Linked DNA regions of Homo sapiens: all the other regions are linked to region 2. A link is a contact called in ENCODE Hi-C or POLR2A ChIA-PET data. All regions are on one chromosome and are shown on one strand. The core of a region is the stretch at or near the end of the contact, and the rest is flanking DNA. Distances in the headings are between cores, read along the strand shown.

Evidence for each region. A loop is a pair of places that touch in the nucleus more often than their neighbours do. ChIA-PET counts read pairs that join two places held with the same protein, here RNA polymerase II (POLR2A). Pooled maps may share reads with other maps.
Region 1: a map of B cell shows a loop between it and region 2 (17-fold over the local background). The contact joins the promoter of ARMC8 here to the promoter of NPHP3-ACAD11 in region 2. A Hi-C loop is called at or near these places in 5 of 168 maps with a recorded cell type or tissue (B cell, CD4-positive, alpha-beta T cell, CD4-positive, alpha-beta memory T cell and 2 more) and 10 of 50 pooled maps.
Region 3: a loop to region 2 is called in a map of CD8-positive, alpha-beta T cell, with 8 times the contacts of the local background. The contact joins the promoter of ABTB1 here to the promoter of NPHP3-ACAD11 in region 2. A Hi-C loop is called at or near these places in 2 of 168 maps with a recorded cell type or tissue (CD4-positive, alpha-beta memory T cell and CD8-positive, alpha-beta T cell) and 10 of 50 pooled maps.
Region 4: a loop to region 2 is called in a map of CD8-positive, alpha-beta T cell, with 29 times the contacts of the local background. The contact joins the promoter of PLXNA1 here to the promoter of NPHP3-ACAD11 in region 2. A Hi-C loop is called at or near these places in 3 of 168 maps with a recorded cell type or tissue (CD4-positive, alpha-beta memory T cell, CD8-positive, alpha-beta T cell and naive thymus-derived CD4-positive, alpha-beta T cell) and 6 of 50 pooled maps.
Region 5: a map of CD8-positive, alpha-beta T cell shows a loop between it and region 2 (11-fold over the local background). The contact joins the promoter of ZXDC here to the promoter of NPHP3-ACAD11 in region 2. A Hi-C loop is called at or near these places in 2 of 168 maps with a recorded cell type or tissue (CD8-positive, alpha-beta T cell and naive thymus-derived CD4-positive, alpha-beta T cell) and 11 of 50 pooled maps.
Region 6: a map of naive thymus-derived CD4-positive, alpha-beta T cell shows a loop between it and region 2 (19-fold over the local background). The contact joins the promoter of CEP70 here to the promoter of NPHP3-ACAD11 in region 2. A Hi-C loop is called at or near these places in 2 of 168 maps with a recorded cell type or tissue (CD4-positive, alpha-beta memory T cell and naive thymus-derived CD4-positive, alpha-beta T cell) and 5 of 50 pooled maps. POLR2A ChIA-PET finds 5 or more read pairs at or near these places in 1 of 52 experiments (activated B cell).
Region 7: a pooled map shows a loop between it and region 2 (26-fold over the local background). The contact joins the promoter of MCM2 here to the promoter of NPHP3-ACAD11 in region 2. A Hi-C loop is called at or near these places in 2 of 168 maps with a recorded cell type or tissue (B cell and naive thymus-derived CD4-positive, alpha-beta T cell) and 8 of 50 pooled maps.

The regions. Positions count from the first base shown.
Region 1 is chr3:138,184,639-138,188,683 of GRCh38, forward strand. It overlaps ARMC8 (armadillo repeat containing 8), which reads left to right and starts at 2,663. Exons shown (of 22, transcript NM_001363941.2): 1 at 2,663-2,961. The coding sequence starts at 2,917.
Region 2 is chr3:132,720,450-132,724,204 of GRCh38, forward strand. It overlaps NPHP3-ACAD11 (NPHP3-ACAD11 readthrough (NMD candidate)), which reads right to left and starts at 2,010. Exons shown (of 45, transcript NR_037804.1): 1 at 1,514-2,010. It overlaps NPHP3 (nephrocystin 3), which reads right to left and starts at 1,960. Exons shown (of 27, transcript NM_153240.5): 1 at 1,514-1,960. The coding sequence starts at 1,906. NPHP3-AS1 (NPHP3 antisense RNA 1) reads left to right here and starts at 1,301. Exons shown (of 11, transcript NR_002811.2): 1 at 1,301-1,930. RefSeq lists silencers at 1,617-1,866, 1,967-2,476 and an enhancer at 2,717-2,906.
Region 3 is chr3:127,671,045-127,674,785 of GRCh38, forward strand. ABTB1 (ankyrin repeat and BTB domain containing 1) reads left to right here and starts at 1,908. Exons shown (of 12, transcript NM_172027.3): 1 at 1,908-2,037; 2 at 3,347-3,409; 3 at 3,501-3,556. The coding sequence starts at 1,982. It overlaps PODXL2 (podocalyxin like 2), which reads left to right. Exons shown (of 8, transcript NM_015720.4): 7 at 390-569; 8 at 1,224-1,758. The coding sequence ends at 1,436. RefSeq lists silencers at 1,190-1,269, 1,280-1,879, 2,020-2,279.
Region 4 is chr3:126,981,663-126,985,418 of GRCh38, forward strand. PLXNA1 (plexin A1) reads left to right here and starts at 1,453. Exons shown (of 32, transcript NM_032242.4): 1 at 1,453-1,625. RefSeq lists enhancers at 209-258, 519-848 and silencers at 899-1,118, 1,219-1,448, 2,464-2,543.
Region 5 is chr3:126,473,246-126,477,475 of GRCh38, forward strand. It overlaps ZXDC (ZXD family zinc finger C), which reads right to left and starts at 2,646. Exons shown (of 10, transcript NM_025112.5): 1 at 1,714-2,646. The coding sequence starts at 2,620. RefSeq lists an enhancer at 993-1,518 and silencers at 2,076-2,335, 2,406-2,915.
Region 6 is chr3:138,592,224-138,595,910 of GRCh38, forward strand. CEP70 (centrosomal protein 70) reads right to left here and starts at 2,037. Exons shown (of 18, transcript NM_024491.4): 1 at 1,975-2,037. RefSeq lists an enhancer at 2,242-2,301.
Region 7 is chr3:127,595,636-127,599,660 of GRCh38, forward strand. It overlaps MCM2 (minichromosome maintenance complex component 2), which reads left to right and starts at 2,776. Exons shown (of 16, transcript NM_004526.4): 1 at 2,776-2,837; 2 at 3,683-3,912. The coding sequence starts at 2,832. It also overlaps a transcript of TPRA1 not described here. RefSeq lists enhancers at 2,454-3,411, 2,765-2,884 and a silencer at 2,915-3,074.

The DNA.
Region 1 (4,045 bases), core at 1,413-3,912, 5.5 Mb after region 2:
TCATTTCTGTTTGCAGAGTAGTCAGCATGGATATTTTCCTCTCCTCACCACAGTGCCAAATTTAACTGTTTTTGTTTTTTTCTGCAACCTCCACTTCCCGGGTTCAAGCAATTCTCCTGTCTCGGCCTCCCGAGTAGCTGGAACTACAAGTGCATGCCACTATGCAAGGCTAATTTTTGTATTTTTAGTAGAGATGGGGTTTCGCCATATTGGGCAGGCTGGTCTTGAACTCCTGAACTCAGGTGATCCATCAGCCTCAGCCTCCCAAAGTGTTGTGATTACAGGTGTGAGCCACCGCGCCCATGCTTAACTGTTTTGTTATCGTCACATGCAGGCTGAATCAAAAATTCCTTTTATCTTCCAATTTCTACTCATTACTTAAGAGTGTACCTAAAGTTATTTATCAGCAAAATTTGAACTGGGAGCAAGATTCCTGATCTCCAAGCTTAGGAGTTGGCTATTCAATGCTTTCTTCCTGTAAAATGTCTATGTCAGTCTTCTGGATATAAAACAGGAAAGCCTGGGTAACAGACAGAGGTGTGAGATGTCTTGAGTCACATTTCTAGCTCCTCCCCGCTCGGATTTCAGCCACAGCAGCAGTGACAGTTCTGTGCAAGCTCAGATTTATGCTGCCTATATCCCACCCTAAGATGAAACCTGCAGACTCTGCTTTTTTGTATCAGGTTAAAGAAGCCCGTTCTGTTCTGGGCACAAATATAATCCAGGAGGGCAGGGAGTTAATAGCCCTAGGGAAATCCTCAACCAATACATATGGTATTGGTGGATGAATGCTGTAGCTTCAAGATGGACAATCCAGAGAGGTATTCTGTATGTTTTCAGAGGTGATTGAGGAATAAACAGTGGCATCAATAATGGACAATTATCTTGAATATTTATTCTTTCTTTTTTCACTCTCCCTGACCTATCAATTTTGTTCCCTGAAAGCACTTACTAAATAAACAAAATGCACCCAAATCTTCGTCCCAGGCTCAAACTAAGCCAAAAATTCGTACAACAAACATTTACTAAGTGACTGTGCTAGGCACTGAGATAGACAACCTAGAAGATAAAACTCCCAGTGCCTGTCTTGAAGTGTATAGTGAGACAAACACGGAAACAATTAACAACAACAAAACCACCCTACAATTAAAGTGAAGTATGAAGGCATGGGGGAAAGGGTATCTAACCCATGCCTGGGGGAGACAATTCCTGGAGGATGTATTGCTTGAGCTAATGGATGGAGTGTGGATCAAATACAGTTATAATGACTCTATATACTATGTATTAGGGTTATGTTCTGCCCCATTGCAGTATGCAGTACATGATGTGATTTTAGGTGGTCCATGGATGGACATTTAAACTTTTTGTAGTTAATGTGTACTAGAATAAAAATAAGGAGCACAACAAACTTGATTTCACAGAGTATTATGGTTTAGGATAAAGCCAAAAATTTTTAATGAGTTGAAATTGGCTTTAAATAAAAATATTGAATGAATAATAATACCTAGGTGCAGATTGGCAAAGATTGTGTAGGTGGTGTACAGATTACCCAAGTTTCAGAAATAGTATTATAGCAGAAGGACTACCTAAAATAAAATTCCTGCCTTCCAGGAATTCAACAGTTTGTTAAGGAACACAGACCCATAAGCAGGGGTGGTAAATGCTACACTAAATTTGGAAACCAAGTACAGGAGGAAGACAGGAAAACAGTGAGGAGCAGAGTGCGGGAGAGGCTACCAGCTACAAGACCAGTTGGAAGGCTATTGCTGTAGTCCAGGGGAGAGGTTACAAGAGCCTGAATTAGGGTGTGGCTATAGAAATGGAAGGAATACAAGTAATGTTAACAGGCCAATTGCAACCATACTGTGAAAACCTTACTGGTTGCAAGCAGTACGAAGGTGAAACTTATCCAACCAAGTCAAGGGCAGTGTTGCACACACACACACACACACACACAAAGTAGTAGGACAGCTGAATTAATCAAGTATAATTGAAAGCATACTTTTATTTAGCTTCGGTTATGAGAGTGTTTTAGTGCGAAATATTTAGATATTTGCCCCCATTTTCCCCACTTAACTCAGAAGCTGGAGAAATGTTAACACATATTGTATAACGCTTTCTATGTTCTAGGTTTTTTCTGAGAGCTTCACGTTTGTTGACTCCTCTATCCTCATTAACCTTTATTTTATAGATGAGGAAACTCAAACAGAAGGTTAGATAACTTGCCCAGGGTAAAGCAGCTGATAAATCAAGTAGCTAGGAAGAAACCCAAGCATTCTGGCTATTCTTAACACTACACCAGAATAAACGGGGCCGGCACACAACGCTAAGGCAAGTCACGTATCTGTATCGGATCGTGAAACAATCACTCTTACGGTTGGCAAAGGTTCTGGGATCGCAATTTCCCCACCTATAAAATGGAGATAACGACGCCGGGAGTTTGGTGCAGAGAGAGAGAATGAATATGAAAGTGAACTTCAAACTATGTATGTGGCTCCACGTACTACTTTTTCCAAATATGAATACTGGAATCCATAAACTGCAATTTATCAGTCCGTAAAACTCGTAGCGTCAGGGCGAGACTCCGCCTCTGGGGCCCCGCCCACCGCGAGCGGCAGGTGGGGCCGGCAGATCTTCTTTGCGCATGCGGAAACCGCTGCCCGCTTCCACCTCTAACCCAGGCTCAGAGTAGCTGCTGTTTCTGAGAGAACGATTCGTAGGACAGCCCCTGACGCCATTCCCTTTTGCCCTTCTTTCTGCGGGCCTTTCCGGTACTTGAGCGGTGTCCAGAGCGTGGCCAGTTCTCGTCTATCTGGCTGCCTTTAGGGAGCGGTGCCTAGCGTTGGCCAATAGTTGGCTGTCGAAAGTGCCGGCCCCCGCGCCGGCGCCTGCAGCAGCCGGGTGGGAAGGCTCAAGATGGCGTGCTTGTTGGAGACCCCAATCCGCATGAGCGTCCTTTCGGTGAGTGACCCGCCGCGGCCGCCCGCCCGCCCTCCAGGAAGCCTCATCCCGGTCTCCACCATTCCCCCAAGCGTGGTGTGCCTCCTGGGCACCACCCCCTGGGGTGGACCCCGGCTCAGTCTCGGGCCAGGGAGTGAGCGAGGGTGGAGAGGCGGGATAGACGGGCAGAGGGGACCGCGGCCGAGCCAAAGACGTTTCCAACTCCGGGAGCTCCCGCCGGTGCGGGTTCCCAGGATGGCGTCTGGCAGGCGGGGTGGCTGGGCTTATAGACAACTGGCTGGGCGGCGCGGCTTGGACTTTGCCAAGCGTTTCACTGAGCCTTCCTTTTAGCGATGCCGCTTCCCGGGGGCCGAACGCTCTGCCTTGTGAAGCGCCGGGCTTGCAGCCGGCCTGAGAACGAGCGCCCACTCAGCTCTCCCGGGCTTTGGCAAGAAGAGGTGCAGGCTCCTTGGCCCCCATTTCCTCAGAGCTGCCAGGCCAAGTCTGTGCGGCTTCTATCGCGTCCCAGCACCTGGGCACCGGCTGAAGCAGTTTGCTTTTTGGCAATGGTGATTCGTATCAGCTGCAACTCTTCCTAGTGTGTGTGGTTTTTTAAGCCCCTTTCCTCCGCTCTGCTCAGAGGTCGCGGCTCTGAGTCAGAGGAACTCTATGTTCCCTGTGCCTGGTATTCCGTTTTTCTTTAAGGGGAGTCAAACATTGAAGGGGGGAAAAGGGGGTGAGATTTATTTCCCCATTGTTGAAAGAAGGGAACGTATTGACATGCCAGGAAGTAAAACCTGTTTTTTTTTTTTTTAAAAAAAGTTTTTTTAAAGAAAAAGACGACTTTCACCTTTCACTATGTTGCTCTTGAACCAGGACCAGGAATGAAAGTTACTGGGAGATAACTTCGAAGGATTTTGCAACAAATTCGAGCTGTCCGACTCTGAGAATGGTCAGTTTACCAATGGTTCATTTGCTATTGTTGGAAACAAGCAGGCAAATACTGATTGACCATCTTTTAGACTTGTGGAAGCCAGTCTGATACTGAGAGGGTAGTTGGATTATAAATGACTTGTCGGGTTCCTAGAGTCTTGTAACTACAACC
Region 2 (3,755 bases), core at 760-3,259:
CAGTTGTTTCCAACGTGCGGTGTCTGTTGGGCAGTGGCTTGGATACATTGAATCAGATATTTGAAATGCACTAGTCCATTTTATACATGCAAGTGCATTAAGGTTGCCCAGTAGGAAAACTGATAAGACAACAGATAAACTGCTACACGGACTTCTTCCCAGACAACGACAATAATTACACAACAGCTAATGAGGGAGTTTAAAAACAAAAACAACAACAACAACAACAACAAAACCTGACTAGAAGAATGTCTAGTCTTGAAGACAGGAGGCTTTTTTTCTTTTAGAAAAATCAGTCTGAGGTATTTATTTCACCCCGACTGTAACGACTCCGGGAACTCTTAGGCTGCCTATAAGTCTCTCCCACAGTAAAGAGTACACAAACGACACAACAACGACCAGAGGGGCCCCAAACTGAGGGCAAAAAGTTTTAGAGATTCGTTCACAGAAAAGCAACCTCTTGCTTTATACTATTTTTTTTTTTTTGATACGGAGTCTCGCTCTGTCACCCAAGCTGGAGTGCAATGGTGCAATCTCGGCTCACTGCAACCTCCGCCTCCCGGGTTCAAGCAATTCTCTTGCCTCAGCCTCCTGAGTAGCTGGGATTACAGGCGCGTGCCACCATGCCCGGCTAATTTTTGTATTTTTAGTAGAGACGGGGTTTCACCATGTTGGCCAGGCTGATCTCGAACTCCTGACCTCAGGTGATCCGTCCGCCTAGGCCTCGAAAAGTGTTGGGATTACAGGCGTGAGCCACCACGCCCGGCTGCTTTACATACTATTTTATTGAATTATAATGGACCTGCTACATGGAGGGCATGCAATAATTGCTTTTAGCGTAAATTAATCAAATGGACTAGGGAAATTTGACTACATCTAGAGAAGGTTTTCAACCATGGTGAGATCAGGAGGCTTCCAGAAATTTTCATGTCAAGACCATTAAAATGCAAGAGCGATGAAACTTTACAAAGAAACCGACACTTGAGCCCCACTTTGGAGACCCACTTAAAATTTTTATGGTGGGGAGGGGGGTGAAACTCCTAGGAAGAGTTTGCTGAGTTGCTTCAACAGATGTCACCAGCCTTCTGAGGGGGTGGGCGCGGGGGCGGCAGTGGAGCTGGAGATTGGCATTTGCCTCCTCAGGACACTTTCCGGCTAATTTCTTCTAGGTGCCTCAATGAATAAACCAGAAATAGAAAAGCGGGGACCAGGCGCGGTGGCTCACTCCTGTAATCCCAGAACTTTAGGAGGCCGAGGCGGGAGGATCATTGAGCCCAGGAGTTCCAGGTTGCAGTGAGCCGCGATCGTGCCACCGCAGCGAGACCCTGTCTCCAAAAAAAGAGACAGAAAAAGGGGAGGGTTAAGGAATCATTTCAGACTCGAAGAGAATATGGCCTCTCAAATTAAAATGGGCAGTTTCCGCCGAACTTTCAAAGCCGCTTGGTTTGGAGAGGGAGCAGGACGGCCGTGCTTCCCAAGGGTCTCCCGGCGTCGCGGCCCAGCCCGGCGTTACCTGCAGTTCGGCCCGCAGCCGCTTGTTCTCCGTGTCCAGCTTGGCCTCGCGGCGGCCCATGGACAACAACTCCTGGTTCTTGCTGACGCGAAAGATCTCGTACTCCTTCCTGAGCCGCTCGTACTCGGCCGCCGCGTACTCCAGCTCTGGCACCGACGAGCCAGTGGACTTGAAGCTGGCCCCCAGCAGCCCGCCCGCGCCCACCCCGCGGGGCAGCGACCCGGGCCCGGCCCCTGCTGCCGCCCCCGCGCCTCGGCGGAACGAGTTGCGCAGCAGGCGGGCCTTGGGCTTCACCTCCACCGGGATCTCGCAGGCCTCGCCGCCGCCCGCCCCGTACGTGTCCTCGATCACTTCCCCGCCCGCGGGGCTCACGAGCGACGAGGCGGTCCCCATGGCGTCCGTTGCCGCTACTACCTAGTGAGTACCAGCAGGACTGGGCAGCGGAACGGAACGGGACGGGGTGGGGCAGAGGAACGGAACGGGACGGGGCGGGGCAGAGGAACGGAACGGGACGGGGCGGGCCAGCGGGATGGAGCGGGGCCGGAGAGCAGGACTGGGCGGAGCAGCGGGACGGGGCGGAGCAGCGGAACGGGGCGAGGCGGGGGAGCGGGATGGGGCGGGGAAACAGGAGGGGCGGGGCAGCAGAACTGGGCGGGGCGGGGGTGCAGGACGGGGCGGGGGAGCAGGACGGGGCGGGGCAGCGGAACGGGGCGGGGCGGGGCCGGAGAGCCGGACGAGGCGAGGCAGCGGAACGGGGCGGGGAGGGAGAGCGGAAGGGGGTGGGGCAACTGGAGGGGCGGGGCAGCGGAACGGGACGGGGCAGCGGAACTGGGGGGATGGGCGAGGGGGACGGGGCGGGGCAGCAGGGCTAGGCGGGACAACAAGAGGGGCCGGGCAAGTGGGGCGGGGCATGTGGGCGGGGCAGGGCAAACGGGGGTGGGTCGAGAAAGCACACAGGGCCAGGCGGGCTAGCAAGAAGGGCGGGGCTAGCAGGAAGGATGGGGGGAGTGGCGACTGTGCAGGACCAGCAGTGGACCGGACGCTGGTGGAGGGGTGCTCCGAACGCTGGTGGAGTGGTGCTCCGACATAGGGCTTCTCTCCGTTGTCTCCGCCCGGCTCGAGGCTCCCTGGCGGGCGTGCCTCACAGGGAGCACAGGCCTGGGTCCCAGCTGCTCTACAAACGCTGCAGCTATTTCTTTCGCTGCCGCCGTGCCTGACCGGAAACTCCTTTCTGGAAGCAGTTGGGAAATCTGAAAAATTTATGGAGTGCCTGCTATGTGCTTCCCGCGATATCTCTCTCTCAGTATGCATGTAGATAGAATGACCAGCAAGGAATAATGCCAGCAAAGAAAGAGCTTTTAGATTTTACAGTCTGAAACCACCAGGGACAATCCTTAGACAAGGTTAAGTTTTTTAACTCATTGCGGCATGGGACATTGGAGACCGCACACCAGTCTCTCCTTCATTCCCTCCATCAAAGTGGCTAGTCATCTCTTCTCTTACCCTTTAGATTTTCTTCAGGAAGTAGTCATACTAGGCCTTTGCATTCTTCAAAATCCAGAGTGTATATACTAATTTCTTCAGGTGGTCTCCTGAGATAAAGGGAAATATTTCCACCATCACAGTACCTTAAGAACTTTCTACCTTTTCAAATCCGTTCTGATTTCTAACTTCAAATTTTTGAATTCTCCATGTGGATCAGGGGTTTAAGGATCATCCACTAGGTTTCTGACTAAACCCTTTGAACATTTTTGCATCTTAGTACCTCCTTTGGAATGGGCCTCAGCTGAACACTTCCATAACTATGCTTGAGTAAGAAGATAAAATAGCCATCACCCATTCTCTCCAACAAATAACCAAACTCACTATGCTAACTTCCTACAGCTTGGGGAGTACATTCAGATTCTACAGTCTGGAACTGAGTGCTCTGAAGCATGCATCTCTCCTTTCCCCACGTCATTTCTATCCAGTGACATGCCTCTAATCCACATTTCTCCACCCTACTTGCGTACTGATCTTAGATTACTATTGGTCAATGCCAAAGTGACCAAATTTCTTAATCCTAAAAAATGACATTATTTCTTCCTGGCTAACACGGTGAAACCCCGTCTCTACTAAAAATACAAAAAAATTAGCCAGGCGTGGTGGCAGGCGCCTGTAGTCCCAGCTACTCGGGAGGCTGAGGCAGCAGAATGGCGTGAACCTGGGAGGCGAAGCTTGCAGCCGAGATGGCGCCACTGCA
Region 3 (3,741 bases), core at 658-3,157, 5.0 Mb before region 2:
GGGGGCTCACATCTCCTGTCTCTCTAACTAGTTAGGATAGGTGTGGGCACTCTCTCTAGTTGGATGGTGTCCAGCAGCATGGGTCCACTCTCACTGGAGGCCTAGGGCCACAGTGAGCTCAGACTCAGCGGCTGGGGCAGAAGCTATGGTGGGATGTGAAGGAGGCTGGGAACATGGGCATGGGGTGGAGAGGCCTCCAGGTGTACTGAGGCAAACGGGATGGGCATGGGGTAGAGGCAAGCCCAGGCGCCAGGGAACTTCAGGAGCCGGGAGTGCCAGCACCTTCTAAGCCTGCTCCCCCATCCCCACCCGAGCCCAATGCAACCACCCCAGAGGAGCCATGGCACCCCAGGACCTCAGCTGAGGAAACTGGCCCCTCCCACCCCTAGATTGGCATCCAGAACTATTCCACAACCAGCAGCTGCCAGGCGCGGGCCAGCCAGGTGCGCAGCGACTACGGCACGCTCTTCGTGGTGCTGGTGGTCATTGGGGCCATCTGCATCATCATCATTGCGCTTGGCCTGCTCTACAACTGCTGGCAGCGCCGGCTGCCCAAGCTCAAGCACGTGGTGAGTGTGGGGACAGGTGGGGCTGGGGGCCAGTTGAGAGGAGAGTGCCCATCGATAGGTGTCCTCATCTGCAAGGGGAGGCAGTGACTCTCCTGGGCGCACAGGGTCCCGTGGGTGAAGCAGCTGGTCAGCCTAGCACTGCTGACTGCTCTGCAGGGCACCAGCCCCAGGACAGGTGCCAGAGGTGCAGGGAGTGAGGGGGCTGCTAGCCCCACCAGGGGGCCCCTCCCTGGCACCACCAGCCCCTTTCCGGCGCAGGCACTGCAGGGCCTGAGCACCTGAATACCTCACCAGAGGCAGGCCCTGCGTTGGTGGTGCCCAAGGATCAAGGAGAGGCTCCAGCAGCCTAGAGGCCTCCCCAGGAGGAAGCGAGCAGAGCCCTAGCGATGCTCCCTGCCCACCTCGCAAGTGGAGTCTTCTTAGGGGGCTGTTGGGGGATCGATGACGTCAGGGAGGCCACGGGGCTTTGTAGTGCCAACGACTAGTAGGTTTATTTTGAGAAAGGAGTTGAGCTGCAGCAACAGAAAAGAAGGATCTGGCACCTGTGGAGGGTGCCGCGGGAACCCCCTGGGTGGGGTTGCACAGACGGCCGCGGGCCTGGCGCTGTCCGGGGGCTGGCTCGCTCGCCCATGGCCTCTCCCCACCCCGCCTCAGTCGCACGGCGAGGAGCTGCGCTTCGTGGAGAACGGCTGCCACGACAACCCCACGCTGGACGTGGCCAGCGACAGCCAGTCGGAGATGCAGGAGAAGCACCCCAGCCTGAACGGCGGCGGGGCCCTCAACGGCCCGGGGAGCTGGGGGGCGCTCATGGGGGGCAAGCGGGACCCCGAGGACTCGGACGTGTTCGAGGAGGACACGCACCTGTGAGCGCAGCCGAGGCGCAGGCCGAGTGGGCCGCCAGGACCAAGCGAGGTGGACCCCGAAACGGACGGCCCGGAGCCCGCACCAGCCCCGCGCCTACCCGGGCCGCCCCCGCGGCCTGGCCCTCGGCGCGGGCTCCTTCCCGCTTCCCCCGACTTCACACGGCGGCTTCGGACCAACTCCCTCACTCCCGCCCGAGGGGCAGGCCTCAAAGCCCGCCTTGGCCCCGCTTTCCCGCCCCTGAACCCCGGCCCCGCGGGCGGCGGGCGGCGCTTCCTGCGCCCCGGGACTCAATTAAACCCGCCCGGAGACCACGCCGGGCCCAGCGCGTCTGCCTTCTTGACTCATTCTTATTTCCGGGGTTGGGGCGGGGCGGGGCGGGCGGGGCACCCCGGGGCAGGGGCGGGGCCGCGGGGCGGGGAGGCCGGGGCGGGCGGGTCCTCCGGACGCCGCTGCAGAGCGGGGCGGGGCGGGGCTGAGCGTGTTTACATCCGCCGGGTGCGCGGCTTCGCCGCCCGAGGTCGTTCGGCTCGGGTACCATCCTCCGCGCCATGGACACCAGCGACCTGTTCGCCAGCTGCAGGAAGGGGGATGTGGGCCGAGTGCGGTGAGGACCTCGCAGTCCCGGGGAGGGTGCGGGAGGTGGCCGCCCTCGGAACGCCTCGGGCCCTGGGACGGGCGGCTGGGCGGCCGCGGAGAGGCGGGCGCCTCTGCCGGGTCACAGCCCTCGGAGCGCCCCCGCGGGGCAGACCACCCGGACCCCCGCCGCAGCCCCCCAGCGGAAGCGCGCTGGGGCGGGGACACTGATGGCCATTGACCCCCGGAGGGCTTCCTGTAAGAAGGGACTGCTCAGCGGAGGCCCGAAGGCGCAGAAGTGGGCGGAGAGAAGGCGGGCCACTGTTCGCCCTGGTAGGGCCCGGACGTCAGACCCCCCGGGCGCAGGGCGCGGGTATAGGCCTGGGACTCCAGACGTGGCCCCTTTCTCTCGTGCTCTCTGGACCTGGCGCGGGGAACACCTAGAGCCCATAATCGGCCTCCGGTCCCTGAGGATTCGGAAACTCCTGACGCAGCTAAAGTGAATCTGGCGCTGAGATGCCCCCTCCATGGGCCGGACGCGGAGGGAAGGGGTGCCCAGTTGGGTTCTGGGGCCCTTCCCCTCCTTGGGCTTCCACTATCCCGTTTGACCTCCTTTTTTCTTGGCCCTTCCTCCCCCTTGACCTGGTGCTGACTGACTGCTTCCACCTCCCCTGGGCTGGCGCCGGGCTGCTGTACTCCCGTAGCCTCCCTGGGCCGCTCCCTGACATCCCGTGCCACTCAAGAGTTAGTGCATAGTGTCAACGCTGAGTGGGTTCACAGCACTTCCAGGTGCAGCCTGGAGGCCTCCTTTGGGCTGCCCCCGCCTCAGTGGGGCTGCATTAGCATTGGCGACTCCCCTCGCTCACCTTCCGCATCCCATCAGTTGCTGTATCCCGCGACTCCTGCCTCCTAGAATTGTGTGCCCTCCACACCATCAGGAGGCCTGCAGCAGCTTTTTCCCGGGCTCCCTGCTTCTAACAGGGCCAGCTTCTTCCTGCAGTAGAGAGCTCTGGTGGGAGTGAAGGCTCCATCACCTCCTCTCCCAAACGCTGAAAGGCCAAAGGTCCAGCCTCGGCACTGGCTCTGGCTTCTGTCCCTGTAGCCCATCGTCCCCCAGCACTGATAGCACACAGTGTCTGCCTGTTCGACCCCACCTCCACATCCTTGCCTGCACTTTGCCTTGAGTGCCTCTCCTGCTCTGGTCTGCCTGTCACCTGCCCTCACCTGGGGGAGGCTTCCCCATACCAAAAGGGATGTTTTCTCTCCGTTCCTTTCCACGGGCCTTCTTTCTCAGACCATGAACCCGTCCTGACCCAGGCTCTGACCTCCTTCCTGCCCAGGTACCTGCTGGAGCAGCGAGACGTGGAGGTGAATGTGCGGGACAAGTGGGACAGCACCCCCTTGTGAGTGCTGGAGAGAGGGGTGGGGAGGGTGGGGGTTGGTGCACCCCTTCAGCACTGAGGACTGCCTCCTGTACTTCCTTCCTCCCTTCAGGTACTATGCCTGCTTGTGTGGGCACGAGGAGCTGGTACTCTACCTTCTGGCCAATGGTGAGAGCAGGGAGCCCGGCTCACGGGTGTGCGTGGGTGCATGCATGTGTGCGTGTGGGTGCATGCATGCGTGCGTGCATTCAAAGGCCTTGATACACATTTGCAAAGCACCACGATTCCTCTCTTACCACCCAGTCGAATCAGCAAGTACTATTATTGCTACTTTAAAACCTTTTCTCTGTCCA
Region 4 (3,756 bases), core at 203-2,702, 5.7 Mb before region 2:
GGGAGTGTAAACTGGGGCTGTCACTTGGGAAGACGGTTTTGCTGTATCTCCTGAAGCTAGACAAATCCTACCCCGTGACCCTGCAGACCGTCCCTGGATCTAAAGGTGCCCACCGAGAGGCACACACAGGATGCTCATCACAGCTTTGCTCATCATGGCTCCAGATAGGCGACAATCCCATGTCCATCGGCAGGAGAATGGGCGAGCAGGAGCCCAACAAAACAGGCTGCGAAGACGATGCCTGCGAGCAGCTGCCCTGTGCCCTCACCACACAGAGCAGACAGAGCAAACAGCACAGGCTGAGTGACCCCGTTTCTGTAATGCCCAGAACAAGCCACCCAAAACAGCGTCCCATTCTGGGGTGCAAATATAAGAGGTCACACCCAAAGAAAAGCACTTAAAGATGAACACAAAAATGAGGGTTGTGGCTGCTCCTGGGGAGGGAGGAGCGGGGTGAGACGCGGAGGGACACCTGGGCCCGGTATGAGTCCATTCCCTTTCCCTGTTAACCATGTGAACTGTAGAGAGTTCCTCTTCTGTAGGGGTGACGTGATTCACACAGCAAAAACCGCACCCCTCAGGCTACAGATGGGGGCCAAGTCCCCAGCCGGGACTCAGCCCTCCCACGACGGGGTTTTCCTGGCCCATCTGCTCTGTTATCGATGCTCCTGTTGCCGGCTTCCCCTTCCTTGGCCTGGTTGCGTCCACCGGGAGGCCCTCCCGGATGCCTCCTGCCTGGGAGTGGCGGTTGTGAGTACAGTAACTGAGTGCTGGGTGTCTGCCCCTCAGCCTTGCCATGCAGGCTGGGGGTATTGCCTGGACAGCTCTGGCCCGTCACCCTGGATTCTGCAGCCCCACACCTCACACCGTGTAGATCCGCTGCCCCACGCTACAGCCGGAGTTCGCGTCTCGCCACGCCTCTGCCGCGGGACTTTCCTCCCTGGGCTGCGTCCCCAGCCGGGAATGCGCCACCAGCCTGGGGCCTGCAGGGGGCGCCCGGGCTCCCCGCGCAGGTGCCCGCCCATCTGACAGAGCGGAACGCGCGAGGCCGAGAGCTGGGAACACCCGGCCCCGCAAGGTCTGGGAACTGCGATTGCCTCCTTCAGCCTCAGTTTCCCCCCCCGTGAAAGGAGGCCATGCTCCTAGCCTGGGCACACTGAGCCAGGCCCTGTTCCTGGGGTCGCGGGCTAGCCCGCTCGAGAGCGGGGGGCTCCCGGAACTGCCCGCGCGGCCCCGGCGCCCAGAGAGTTGAGGCGGGCAGCCGTATCGCCCTTTGAAGACGCGCGGTGGGCCCCTGCAGGCGCGCGGCGCGGGGCAGAGCGCCCTCTGGAGGCCGCCGCCGGCCCCGCCCCCGCCCCGCCCCCGGGCTCTGGGCGGCGCATGCGCGCGGCGCGGGGCTCCGCGGGCGGCGAGAGCGAGGCCGGTCCGCAGCCGCGCGGCGCTCGGCGCCCCATTCATGCTGGGCATCGGCTGCGCGGCCACGCAGCGGAGCCCGGGCGCGGCGGCGGCCTCGGCCTGGGCGGCCTACGCGGCTTCGGCGGCCCCGCGGCGGGGCGGACGGCGGCGGCGGCGCGGGCGGCTGGGCGCGGCGATGGCCGGCGGCGGGGCGCGCCCCGGGGCGGCGGGTGAGTCGGGGCGCAACTTTCCCCGCGGCGCGGGACGGTGGGCGGGGGCCGGGCCGGGCTGGGGTCCGGGGCCGGGCGGCCCGTGGGTGGGCGCGGGGCGGCCTCCGGCGGCGGCCCTCTCGTGAGGCGGCAGGCAGGGGGTGTGCGCGGGGACTGCGGCGCGCGTGGGGACTGCGGCGCGCGTGTCCGCGGCCCGCGTGTCCCTGCGGCTCCGGCCCAGGCGTCCGCGTGTGTCCGGGCGCGGTCGCGGCGCCGACGCGGAGAGACCGCACCCCCGTGCGGCGGGGCTGGGACCGCGGCCCGGGATCCAGCGCCGCGGCCTCCCCCGCCCCCCGGCCGGGCCCGCCGAGCCCCGCGGCAGCTCCGGGGTGGCGGGGGGCGGGCGCTGCCCCTCCACGGAGGCTGGGGAGAAAGTTTGCGGCGGCCCCGCGGGGAGGCCCCTGCGGTGTCCAGGCCCGTCCCGGCCGCTGGACCTCGGCTCAGACCTCTGGCCGCGGGCGAGGACGGGGTGGCCAGGCCCGGATAGGGATCGGAGCCTCCCAGCAGGGCCGCGGGGGCCGGAGGAGGTCGTGCAGGCTAAGCCCCCGGCCGGCCCTGGGGCGCGGGGTGGAAGTTGGAGCGGCTTCCCGACCACAGCTGCCACCGCTCCCACTGGCCCGGAGTGCGGGGAGGTGGGCTCTGGGTGCCGCCCAGGAGGCCGCCCCGCTCGGGCCTCCTTGGCCTCCCCCTCTCGGGGCCTCTCCAGGGTCAGCCGCTTCTCCCGGAGGCTTCCGATTGCTTCCTGGATAGTCCCGGGCCTGATGTGCGGCGAAGCTGGAGGCAGCGGGCCGATCCCGGGCTGCCAGGGGAAGGGGGAGTGGGGACTCCAGGGAGGCCCCTCGGTCGGCGTGAGGTCCCAGGTGCAGCCCTGGAAAGGAGGGGAGGGGCTCCGAGGGGCGGCCCCGGGCGGCGATCTGCCCCAGGCTCCTGTGTGGGGTTCTGGGGCCACGCCCCTTGAAAGAAAGGGGTGTGTGTGCCGGGGAGGGGACGTGGTCGAGCCTCTGTCCCCTCAGCGCGGCTCCTGTGGCTCAGGCTGCTCCGTGCTGCCCCATCTCCTTTCACACGTAGCCGGTTTGGGGGTCGGTGCAGGGATGGGGCGCAGTTTCTGCTCCCCGGGCCCTTGAGGAGCTTGCCTCAGGTCCCCTCGATTTCCTGCGGCTTGGGGTGTGCGGCAGAGGCCAGGTGCTGCACCAGGGGCACCAAGATGCTGCCCGGCCCTTGAGGAGCACCCAGCCCCCTGCCAGAGGCAGGCATGTGAACCAGTGATTCGCTGCAGGGCCAGGCTTCCATTCCTGGGGGGTGCCAGTGGGGCCCAGGAAGGGCGTTTTGGGCAGAGGACAGCATGGGCGGAGGCCTGGGTTTGTGGCCTCAGTGTGTGCTCTGGGGGTGGGGGACACATGAGGTGCCTGTGGACAAAGCAGACAGCCCTTTGCTGGACTCCTGGCCCCCCAAGGTCGTTGCCTGCCTGTTTTGAGCCCCCAGGAAAGCCCCCGTGCACAGAGCAGCTTAGAGCAGCTGGCCGGGAGGAGCGGGTGCCCCAGGGGAAGGCCTGCAAAGGTAGGCACTTTTTCTCAGGAGCAGGACTCCAAGGCCTTCAGAGCCGGATCCCCTAGGACTGGTCGGGAGCAGAACCACTGGGACCACCTCCCATGACCCCCGTTGTGGGGGAGGCGGAGTGCCAGGAGCAGCTGTCTTCCCCCCCGGCTGCTGTTGTGAGCCACTGGGCAGGATGGCAGCCCCACACCCCAACCTGCCTGAGCCATAGCAGGATCTGGCGCAGGAGGACTTGGGGGGATTGGACTCTTCCTTGTGGGGAGGGCTTTGGGGGCCTTTGTTTCTCAGGGTGAGAAGGAGCTTTGGTGTCACTCAGGCCAGGAAAGGGAAGGGGACACTGTTGGCTTGGCGTTCCACCAGGCGGCGATCCCCTCCTGTCCAGGAGAGGAGCCCCTGGGCTGGGGCTCCTGCACGCAGACCGCGGGGTCTCTCTCCGCCTCTCTCTCCCTGGCTAGCCCCATCGGCATCCCAAGGCCAGTCTAGCCTCCCCTGCCCTGGCTCTGGCTCTGCCTCAGCCTAGAACAGCTCTGGCCATGCC
Region 5 (4,230 bases), core at 1,396-3,895, 6.2 Mb before region 2:
TGGCAAGAACCCCCCACACCCCCATAGATAATTACACCCTTTGGTTCTCCCTCTGCAATCTCACCTGCTAGAGACCCTCATCATTCCCACTCCCTGGCTCAGGCCTTCAGAAAACTCAGGTCTGGGCCCTTTGATGATGCTTCCCTGGTCCTGCTCCTGCTTCTAAACATCTAATCTCATCTAACCATCTAATCTCATCTCAACACAAGAAGCCTCATGGATCAGCCAACACAAAACCCTCAAGAGACCTCATGCCTGGAAGCAGGCGGGATCCCTGACCTTCCCAGTGTCATACACAGAATGATACTCTTTTAGCAGGGAAAGGGTCTACAGCCACCATCAGATTCCCAAGAGTGTATGACTGAAAAAGACTTTGAGCTAGTGGCCTCAAGCCACATTCTCTCTGAAGAGGAATGCGCAAGACAGTCCACAGGCATATGCGAGGGAAAAAATAATAAAACCCGTTCATAATTCTCATCTCATCCTTTAAAAATTCTTGTTTAAGGACATTATAAGGAGAGCCGTGTGCATATACAGGTTAGGGGCATGCTAGGCACACATTCCAGTTTCTGTTTGAATGACTGGTCCTTCCTCCTGGGCCCTCACCACAGACCACAATCCCCACCTGGGCTCTGCCACCCAGCCGACTCCATTCTTCTGCCTTTCCAGGGAGGAATCCTTTCTTGCCCTTCTGGAGGAACCCTATCCCTGTGAAAGCAGGGAAAGCTGCCCATCCTGGTGAAGAGCTCACTGTGTTGGAGTCCTACATTCCCAACAACTGCAGGTCAACACACAGGAGAAAGAACAGGCAGTGGACTTTTTTTTTTTTTTTTTTTTGAGACGGTGTCTCGCTCTGTCGCCCCGGCTGGAATGCAGTGGCGCGATCTCGGCTCACTGCAAGCTCCGTCTCTGGGGTTCACACCATTCTCCTGCCTCAGCCTCCCGAGTAGCTGGGACTACAGGCGCCCGCTACCACGCCCGGCTAATTTTTTGTAGTTTTAATAGAGACGGGGTTTCACCGTGTTAGCCAGGATGGTCTCGATCTCCTGACCTCGTAATCCGCCCGCCTCGGCCTCCCAAAGTGCTGGGATTACAGGCGTGAGCCACCGCGCCCAGCCACCAGCAGTGGACTTTATCCACAAGGCTCGGCCTCTGTCTCTTCATCTGTAAAAGAGGACAGTTTTTAACCTTCACAGACGGCTAATTTTTAAAACTTCACAAAACTGTGAGGTTCAACGGAAATCAAAGTGCAAAAGGCAAAAAAAGCCAGGATGTGCGCACACCTGTGGCTATCCTCCCAGCGTGTTAAGGTCCTGAATCTGGCCACATTCATCTCTGCTCCTCTAGCACGGAGTGTGCACCCCGTAAACAAATGACGAGACTGAGGAAAATAAAGACCTGACACATAGCTCCGTGCCACTCTGTGAAGATGCGTGCCGCTTTCATCAAGCACAAGCAGGTTAAGGATATCTGTTGCCGCCACCTTTGGGAAGCGCAGCTGTGGTGATCTGCGCTACCTGCCATCGGAATCCCTGCGGCAGGGCAGGGCCAAGATCTCAAATCGAATGACATGGAAGGAGCTAGAATACAAATCCCGAAGAGCCTGCGTCCCCGGCTTGCTAAGGTCTGGCAGGCCCCTCTGTGGGGCGGACGTGGCACCCCAGACCTGCCTGCAACACCGCGCAGCCCGCCCGCCCCCGAGAGCGCGGTTACCGGGAAAGTCACACTTGTAAGGGCGCTCGGGCTCGAAGTGGCTGCGCTGGTGGGAGCTGAGCTTGGCGTGCGTGGGGAAGCGCTCGGCGCACACCTCGCACTTGAACAGGCTCTCCTGCTCGTGGCCCTTCATGTGCGCCTTGAGGTTATAGACCGTAGTGAACTTCTTGCCACAGCCGCCCACTGGACAGCCGAAGGGCCGCAGCTTGTCGTGCGACTGCAGGTGCCGCTTGAGCTTGTAGGACGTTGTGAAGGCCCAACCACAGCCCTCCAGTGGGCACTTGAAGGGCCGCCGGCCCTGACCGCCGCCGTGCGTGAGCAGGTGCACCTTGAGCTGGTGCTTCTTGGCGAAGGCCAGCGCGCACTGCGGCTCGGGGCAGCGGTAGCCGGGCGTGCTGGGGCCGGAGGCCTGGGGCGCGCGGCGGGGAGCGGCGGCGCCCGCGGTTGCGGGGCCGGGCGGCGCAGACAGCGCGAGGACGCCGCGGTCGAGACGCACCAGCAGGTCCTGGCTGCTGATGGTGACGGCGCCCGCCGGGGCTACGCCAGGGCCGGGGGGGGCGGCCGGGCCGCTGGGGCCCTGCTCGGGGCGGCTCGCCAGGTTGACACGGGAGCCAGGCTCGGCCTCCTGTGATCCGGCAGCCTCGGCGGCAGCGCCGCCGTGCGGCACTTCCAGCAGCACCAAGAAAGAGTCGCCGTCGCTGTCGTCCTCGGCGGGCGGCGGGCTTGGCCCGGAGGCCTCCCCGGGCCGCGCCCCGGGCCCGCCATCTTCAGGGCCCCGCACCAGTAGCAGGCGGCGGCGCGCGGGGCTCGCGCCGAGCGGCGCTGGGGCTCGGCGGAGCGGGCCGGGGCCGCCGCCATGTTGCCCTCCGCGCGCAGTCGGGGCGGGGAGCAGCGCCGGGAGGTCCATCTTGGTCCCAGCGACGGCGTCGGAGCAGCTTCGGACGCAGAGCTGCCCGCGCCCCGCCCAGGTGTGCGTGCGCCGCCCCGGGACGCGATCCGCGCCAAGCCCCGGCGTAGAGTCCGGCTCGGAACCGCGCGTGCGCGGACGCCGCCGGGCGATGCGCGAGGCCTGCTGGGCTGACGTGACGTGAGGCTGGGCTGCGGGGCGCCGGAGGCGGAGGCGGGGGCGGGGCGCCGGGACCGACTAGGGCGGGGCGCGGGGTCGGGGGGCGGGGCGCGGGGTCGGGGGGCGGGGCGCGGGGTCGGGGGGCGGGGCGCGGGGTCGGGGGGCGGGGCGCGGGGTCGGGGGGCGGGGCGCGGGGTCGGGGGGCGGAGCGCCGGCACCTACGAGGGCGAGCGGCGGGGCACGGGACCGACAGGGGACGGGGTGAGGCTCCCAACGCTGAGCGATTCCTTCTCGTTCCCGCTGGCGTGGAAGACGAGGCTTGTCTTGACTTCGAATCGTATTAATATTTCAGACACTTAACAGGCAACCTCTCGTAGGCATTGACTGCGTCCCAGGGGCTGTACCTGTCCGAGCTGATTAAGCGTGCGCGGTCACCCAGGGGTGAGGAAACAGGGACGGCGAGCTCGAGTCACTCGGCAGCCGGCAGATCCAGGATTCGAACCTGTCCAACAGGCCGGACGCCTACCCCCAGCTCACTTAAGTGCAAGCTCGCCTGCCGCCGCTGGCGCACAGACCTCGTTTGCTTTGGCCCAGGTCCTTGCTCGGCACACGGGGCCTCCCTGATACGCAGGACCCCTGCCTGTATTTCCAACTGTATTTCCTACTAAACTTGGCACAACCTCACTCTGCAACAGCTTAATTACTTACTGTTTCCGGTCCTCACCCTCCCCCACCTCACCGTACACCTCCGCATTCAATCTGGACTCCTCCACTTCAACTTCACCACCACTCAGATCCAAACCCGCACTTTATTCCTGGGTACCTGAAAAATAACTACTAGCTGGTCATCGGTCTCCCTCCGCTCCACTCGCTCCCATCCACGGGGCACCGTTTTATGATCTAAAAATTGCACATCAAATTATGCTCACCTCCACCTTGCTCCCGAAGGCGCCTATGGCCTTGCTAGTCTACCCTCCCCTACCTGTTTGCCCTCACTTCCCGCCACTCTCCCGCTGCCCCCCCCACCCCTCCCCCGCACCCCACCTCTTTTTCCCAGTTCATCCAGCAAGCCAAGCTGGTTCCAGCCTCAGAGACTTGGCGCAGCTGATCTCTGATTCCTCTGGGAGGACTCTGCGCCCCTTCTGATCCAAAGCACATGCTTACCCAGTCCCGTATTCCCACCTCTGTCTGATCTGTTTGCTCTTAGAGCTCTCATCACCCGTTGTTTTGTTGAGTTCCTTCCCTGCTCCTTCACTGTCTCTCCCTCTCTGGAATGTAGGCTCCTGGAGCCCAGGAACTGTGTCCTATTCACTGTGTGTGCCCAGGAAGACTCTTGGTGCATATTTGTTAAATACATGAATGCTTTATTATTAAGAGTATTTTTTTAAGTAACACAAATTATAATATTAAAAAGAATAGGATACATCTATTATATATATCAGTTTATGCCG
Region 6 (3,687 bases), core at 787-3,286, 5.9 Mb after region 2:
GACTTCTGGCTCCACAGGTAGGATATTCTCATTTGCAAGGATACTAAAATGAAGCATCCTCAGACAAACTACCACTGATCACAAAAGCAAACACAGGAACAAAACTACTCCTCATTTGCACCTGTGACCAAGCCCTCCTTTTCAGAGGACCATTCTGTGAAATAAACGGGCCAATAGTTTGCAGCAGCCTTTTCCCCACTACAGGCTGTGACAGGACAAAGGTCTGGAACTTTAAAGTCACAGGAAGAGACCAAATGCTTTCTAGGGCCAAAACAGAAGCTACAGCTTTAATTACTGTCATAACACACTTAAAATAAGATTGTTGGGGGTAGGAGTCGGGGGGTAGGAGTCGGAGGGTAGGAGTTGATTTGTACATGGCATAGTAAGCCAAGCATAGAAAAGCAAAAACATAATTGCATCTTCTGGCACTTTCTAGGTTTCCCGAGTCTTTCAGCCAAATTGCCCTTTATAGGTCTGAAGCCCCTTGTAACATGCTCCATATCTTAAAATTTAATTATTTTTTTCACCATTTGGGGTGGGGGAGGGGAGCTGACAATAAACCATGGCCAATAACTGTTCCTTCTCAACTGAATCACACCAAAATCTGTAAGCATCTTCAAAAGTATATACTTCAAATTACTGCAATAAATGAACATGTAACCCTTTCGAAGTCTCTATTCCTTATTAAATGCAAAAGCTCTATTCTAAAAATATTGCAACTTGCTGTTTAATGTTCCTAAGAAAGAGCTGAACTTACCCCAAATAGGAAAGAGTTAAAATGGAATGTCATCTCAACCAAATCATTCTGTCTCAGGAGAGGTGACATGAAGGGGCAGAACCTTGCTTTGAAGCAAAAGCTGTAGGGAAAACTCCAAGTCAGCCACCTCTTCCCCAAAAGGCGGGGCAGGGGAGGCCAGAGTCTACTTGGCAATATTTAAAGTACAAAACTCATGCAGAGGCTTGAAACCAATATGGGTAATGCCTGCACAGAGTTTAATATATTATACATATATTTTTGAGACAGAGTCTCGCTCCGTCACCCAGGCTGGAGTGCAGTGGCGCGATCTCGGCTCACAGCAACCTCCGCCTCCCGAGTTCAAGCGATTCTGCTGCCTCACCCGCCCGAGTAGCTGGGATTACAGGCGCACACCACCATGCCCAGCTAATTTTTGTATTTTTAGTAGAGACGTGGTTTCATCATGTTGGCCAGGGTGGTCTCGAACTCCTGACCTCAGGGGATCCGCCCACCTCGGCCTCCCAAAGTGCTGAGATTACAGGCGTAAGCCACTGCGCCCTGCCTGTTTAATATCATTGATTGAAAAACAAAGTGGCAGTAAAAAAGGAAACTCTGATTGGTCTCTCTGTTACAGGTGACTTAGCCTTCTGGCATTTTTCACCTTGAAAAACTCCTATTAGGCCCTGTATAAAGTCAGAGGTCTCCTGAATCCGGAATGAGGTTAATAAACTGGAGAAAGAGATACTCACCTGTGCTATTCGCCTAACCGCCCCCTTCTGCTCCGAGTCCTCACTCCCCAAACAACCTTCGCGGTTGTTTGACACAAAACTAGCGCTTCAGCCCGGGTCGATTTTGGGGGATGGAGTAATTACCTACAGCTTAAATCGAGTCTGTGCCCGACGTGATTCTAAGCTTTACTCTTACTGCCTCATTTAACCCTCACAACCACCTTGTAAGGCAAGAATTACCAGCTTTAGTATACAAATAAAGAATCGGAGGCGCTGAGACATTAAAGGAGAAGCCAAAGAACACAAAGCCTGGGGAGCTGGGACTGGAGGCAGTTTTGTCCGATCCCCAAACCCTTACGCAGGGATTTTTAATTGGCGCGACCCTGTCCCAGATGGCTCCTCCCCGACAAGGGTCAGTCTGACCACTTTTAGGCCCAGGTGAGGTCAAGTCCGGGGTACTCCGGGAAGGGGCTCACGCCGACGCCTCTGAGAGCCCCGAGAGCCACTCACCTTACTCAGTCGCCGGCCTCCCACCAGCAGCCAGCCGGGCCAGGTTAGGCTGGGATCAGCTACGTCAGGCCCCGCCTCCGCGACCGTTACCACCGCCGGGGGAGGGCGGCCAATCGAGCCCGAGCGCGTCGAGGGCCAGCCCCTCTTTGGCCTGCGAATGCCCCCAAACGATTCTCTCCAGCCTCTCCGGGAAGCTGGGTCCGCCCCGCTCCCTCCGGTTGGCTCACTACGGGGGGCGGGGCTTACCGCAAACGAAGGCGTCGGTGCGATGTGCTGGTCTCGGGCACGCTGGCGCTTCCAACGCACTCCTTGGGTGCCCTGTCACTTACATGGAGGCTTATTTGCCCGGAAGACGTCAGAAATACTTGTGGCCGTGGGTGAAAGTGAAGCCTGGGTTACCTGGCCACCAGAGACTGCCCTCTCTCTCGCCCCCTACCCCGCCGCGACTACGAGCCCTTGCTGGGGTACGGGTCAGCATGTTCTCGATGTTCCAGACCTGAATGACCACTGTAGCAGCTGACATTTGGAGGACCCCAATAAATATTTGTTGACGACAGTTCATCTTCCCATTCAGCATTTTCCACATCTCGACGAAGCGTCAGGCCCTACCTGAGGCTGTAGCTGTCCACCATTGTCATTGTATCTTATAGCCACATGGTGTCGCTGTTGACAACTTGTCTTTTCAAATCAGTCAAATGATGTAGGTCTGTGTTACAGTCAAATGTTGCAACAGACTGTGTTGCAGTCAAATGATGCAGGTCCCACAGTAGCCAACAGGGATGTCCCATCTAGGGCATCAGCCAAGGGTCTCTCATCAGGAGATCCAAGGGCTCTTGGAGCTCAATACTTTCAGACCCTTCTTAGCCTTCTTCCAGGCAGCTGGGACTACACTTAGGTTTGATCTCTGTGTTTGCCCCATGCAAACATGTCCCTACCCCAACCTACGCCTACCCACTGTGCTTTCCATACCTGGATATTCACTCTAACGACGGTTAGCAGATTGCATTTTCAGTTCTCAAAATGCAAATAGTCTCAGTGCTTCCCTTTTCCAAGATAATAGGGTGCCCTTGCATACTCTTCTGAGAATGGCTGCCCTAATTGTAGAGGCCAAACATCTTTGAGTCAGTTATTATTATTTTGGATGCACGTGATATAGAATCTGAGTTAAACTGTCTTCCTAAAAAATAAAGAAGTTGCTTATCTCGCATAACAGAAAGCTCAGAGGCAAGGGAGACTTTGATTAATTCAGTGGCTAAGCAAGTTAACAAGGACCCAGTTGCTATTAGTCTCTGCTTTGTTGTAAAAAAAAAAAAGGGTAGACTTCAAATTCATACTAACGTGATTTTCCAGATGTCTACTTGGAGAAATCAGGACCACATACTTTCTTTTTCATCTAAAACCTTTCCTTCTGGTTTTTTGAGCCAATAAGTTCACACAGGCACACACTCTTCCTCTTTACCAGTAACTGCCTGGGAAATGTACAGACAGCTTAAGCCTGGGTTCCAGAAGTGAAAAGGAGCTATGACAATTGGAATTGGCAATGGTGTCAGTGCTCTTTGAGTCACATGAGTTGCAAGGTGGAGACATGGCTATTTGAATAAAACTGGAGACCTGTAAAGGAGAAGAGGAAAATGGATGCTAGATGGATGATCACCAGTATCTTTCACAGTCTTCAAAGCACAAGAAGGCTGATTCCTCTCTATTTTCTAACTG
Region 7 (4,025 bases), core at 1,526-4,025, 5.1 Mb before region 2:
CCTGCTAGGATCTCCTCTCCTTCAGTGTGGGCCGGACCTCAGGACTCACTTCTCGCTAAGAGAATATGGCAAAAGTAAAGGAATATCACTTCCAAGACATGGCATCTGTCTTGTATGGCCTCTCTCTCTTGTTCGCTTGCTCTGAAAGAAACCAGCTGCCAGGTTGTAAGCTGCTCTGTAGAGAGGCCCCCACCCAAGAGCCAGTGGGAAACTAAGTCTTCAGTCCAACAGCCTATGAGGACCTGAATCCTATCATGTGAAGAAGCTTGGAAGGGGATCCTCCTGAAGATGAGCCTTCAGAGGAGACAGCAGCCCTGGCCAATACCTTGCCTGCAGCCTTGAAAGACCTTGAAGAAGAGGCACCCAGTGGCATCGTGTCCAGATCCCTGATCCACAGACACCGAGACAGTGGGTGCTAATTGCTTCAAGGTGCTAAATCCCAGGATAATTTTTTTTTTTTTGAGATAGAGTTTCGCTCTTTTTGCCCAGGCTGGAGTGCAATGGCACAATTTCGGCTCACCGCAACCTCCACCTCCAGTGTTCAAGTGATTCTCCTGCCTCAGCCTCCTGAGTAGTTGGGATTACAGGCATGCGCCACTACGCCTGGCTAATTTTGGATTTTTAATAGAGACAGGGTTTCTCCATGTTGGTCAGGCTGGTCTTGAACTCCTGACCTCAGGTGATCCACCTGCCTCAGCCTCCCAAAGTGCTGGGATTACAGGTGTGAGCCACCATGCCTGGCCATCCCAGGATAATTTTTTATGCAGCAATAGATAACACAAGCCCATGCAGAGTCTCTTCAGCTTTCCTGTCAGCAGCTCCTAGCATCCGAGGTGCATCCTTCACATCCTTTGTTGGTGTCTCTTAACTGTTGGGGTTTCCCAGGTCCCAGGCTTAGACCTTCTCATCTCCCTGCACTCACTCTGGATTATACAACCACTCCCAAGGCAATCTACAGCTTCAGTCCAAACACGCCCTTGAGTCCCATACATGGATATCCAACAGCTTCCTGGATATGTCCCCTCGGCCCAAATTCAGCACAGCCAGAAACAAACTCATCTTCTTCCCCCTTAAATTGCTGGTCTTCCTGTGCGCTCCTATCTCAGCTATCATCCACCTAGCTAAGCCAGGATCCTGGTGTCATCCTGCATGCCTCTTTTGCTGTCCTCAATCACCAACACCTATAGACCCCACTTCCTGGCCGGGCGTGGTGGCTCACGCCTGTAATCCTAGCACTATGGGAGGCCAAGGCAGGCGGATCCACTTGTCAGGAGTTGGAGACCAGCCTAGCTAACAATGGTGAAATCCCATCTCTACTAAAAATACAAAAATTAACCGGGCACAATGGCGTGCATCTCTAATCCCAGCTACTCGGGAGGCTAAGGCACGAGAATCGCTTGAACTTGGGAGGTGGAGGTTGCAGTGAGCTGAGGTTGCACCACTGCACTCCAGCCTGGGTGACAGAGTGACTCTGTCTCAAAAAAAAAAAAAAGATTCCACCTCCTAAACATCTTGTATTTCCAGTTCTCTCCATCACTCCTGCCTCCCTACCCTGGGTCCCAGGCAGAGATGCTTGTTCACTGCACAAAGTGCCTGGCTAAGAGGGTTGCGATTCAGCCCTGCCTCTGCTCACTAAGGCTGCCTGGAACTAGACAAGAACCACAGCAACCTCCTCGTTTGCTGCCTTCAACCTCGTTCAATCCACTTCCACCTGGTAGCAGCCAGAGGGATTCTAAAACCCACACTAGTTCACGTCTCACCCTGCTCAAAATGCTTCCATGGCCTTCCATTGCTTTCAGAATACAGAATAGTCAAACTCTCTAGAAAAACATCTAGCTCTTTTTTGATCCGGATTTTCTCTCCCTCAAGTCTTGTCTGTTGCCCGGCATCATAAGCTCCTAGGGTTAGTTCTTAGGGAGGGGCTTGCACATCCGGGCCCTGCCATGACCTCTGCAGCTTTGCACATGGCATCCTTCTATCTGTAACATCCTCCCTGCGTCTTCGCTCCCCTGGGCAAAGATAACTCCTACTAAAGCCTCAGATGTGACCTCCTACAAAATCCCAGAGTTGTCCAGCTGCTTGAAGTATTGAGCCTTTGAGCTTTGGGAGAAGTTAAACCATTGTGCTCCTAAGACGGTAAGAAGCGTCAGAAAACCAGGCTCTGAACCTCTGCTGTCTTTTTTTTTTTTTGAGACGGAGTCTCACTCTGTCACCCAGGCTGGAGTGCAGTGGCGGGATCTCGGCTCACCGCAACCTCCACCTCCCAGGTTCAAGCGATTCTTCTGCCTCAGCCTCCCGAGTAGCTGGGATTACAGGCCCGTGCCACCATGCCCAACTAATTTTTGTATTTTTAGTAAAGACTGGGTTTCACCATGTTAGTCAGGCTGGTCTCGAACTCCTGAGCTTGTGATCCGCCCACCTCGGCTTCCCAAAGTGCTGGGATTACAGGCGTGAGCCACCGCGCCCGGCCTCTGTTGTCTTGTCAGCAAAATGGCCCTGGTGTGACCGAGGTCACGCAGCCAGCAAGTGTCGTCGGGTCCCCTGGAGCCTCAGCTTCTACCTCCGCTCCAGCTCCCACCACAGCGCAGGCGAGCGCACGCGCACAGCGCCGGGCCGCACACCTCCGGGCTCTGGGCGGAGCGCCTCGGGCGTTGTAGGCGGGACCGGACCCTCTGGCCCGCCCCTCCGTGTCCCTTCTGGTCGCCAGTGGACGCCGACGTCATGACGTCGCGTTCCGTAGGGCTCTTCCCGGGCTTTGGTGGGTCACGTGAACCACTTTTCGCGCGAAACCTGGTTGTTGCTGTAGTGGCGGAGAGGATCGTGGTACTGCTATGGCGGTGAGCGCGCTGGCGCGTGGCGGGCGGGCGCCGGGGACATGGGTGCGGAGGCTGCGCGCTTCCCGTACTCTGGCCCCGGCCCAGGGCGGCGCTCTGGGTGAGGCTGGGCCCCAGGCTCTGGGGCGCAGCTACTTTCTCGCCTGCACCCTGCGTGAGGCGACTCGCCTACCTACCACTGACCTGGGGCCCTGGGCTCCCTAAGGCGAGCTCGGCCCGTTCAGCCTCTGTCCTTTATTCACCCCACACATACTTATTGGGCGCCATCTGTGTGGCGCTGAGCGTACAAAAGACAGGCCCCCATTTCACTACACTCCTTTAAACTTTTTTTTTTTTTAATTTCCCAATGATCCTTGTTCCAAACACTACACTTACTTTTGTATTACCTTCTTGTCCCTTTGTCTTGTATACTGTCTGTTCCACATCTGAGTTCCAGACCTCTTGTTTTGGTGGCTCTTCTATGCCATCTCTATCACAATACCTTGCGCACTGTGTGTGCTGAAATAGGTCTAATGCTTAAGGGGAGATAATAGACAGTAAACAGGTAAATAGGCAAATGACATAACCTCAGTGGTTTTTCATGGAGAAAGCACGGTGATGTGGGTGACCCCGATATTTGAGCTGGCTTCTATTTGTTTGGAAGCCACTGACTCAGATTGCTCAGCTGAGAGCATTCCAGGTGAGAGAACAGCAAGGGCAAAGATCTGGAGGCTGGAAGGGGTTTGGTGTGTTGGAGGACAAGAGTCACAGGTGGAGAGAAAGAAGGGAAGGCCCCTGATGGTAAAAAGGAAGCTGTATCATGCCTCACCAGCTTCCTAGGTTTCTGACAACCGCACCTTCTCTTGCAGGAATCATCGGAATCCTTCACCATGGCATCCAGCCCGGCCCAGCGTCGGCGAGGCAATGATCCTCTCACCTCCAGCCCTGGCCGAAGCTCCCGGCGTACTGATGCCCTCACCTCCAGCCCTGGCCGTGACCTTCCACCATTTGAGGATGAGTCCGAGGGGCTCCTAGGCACAGAGGGGCCCCTGGAGGAAGAAGAGGATGGAGAGGAGCTCATTGGAGATGGCATGGAAAGGTAATTTCATTCAAGGCCCTGGACTCAGCAGATAGTTTTGCAGAGAGCCCATTGTGTGCCTGGTGGCCTGGCTTTGGGAGCTGGGAGCAGATGAATCGATGGCATTCTTGCCT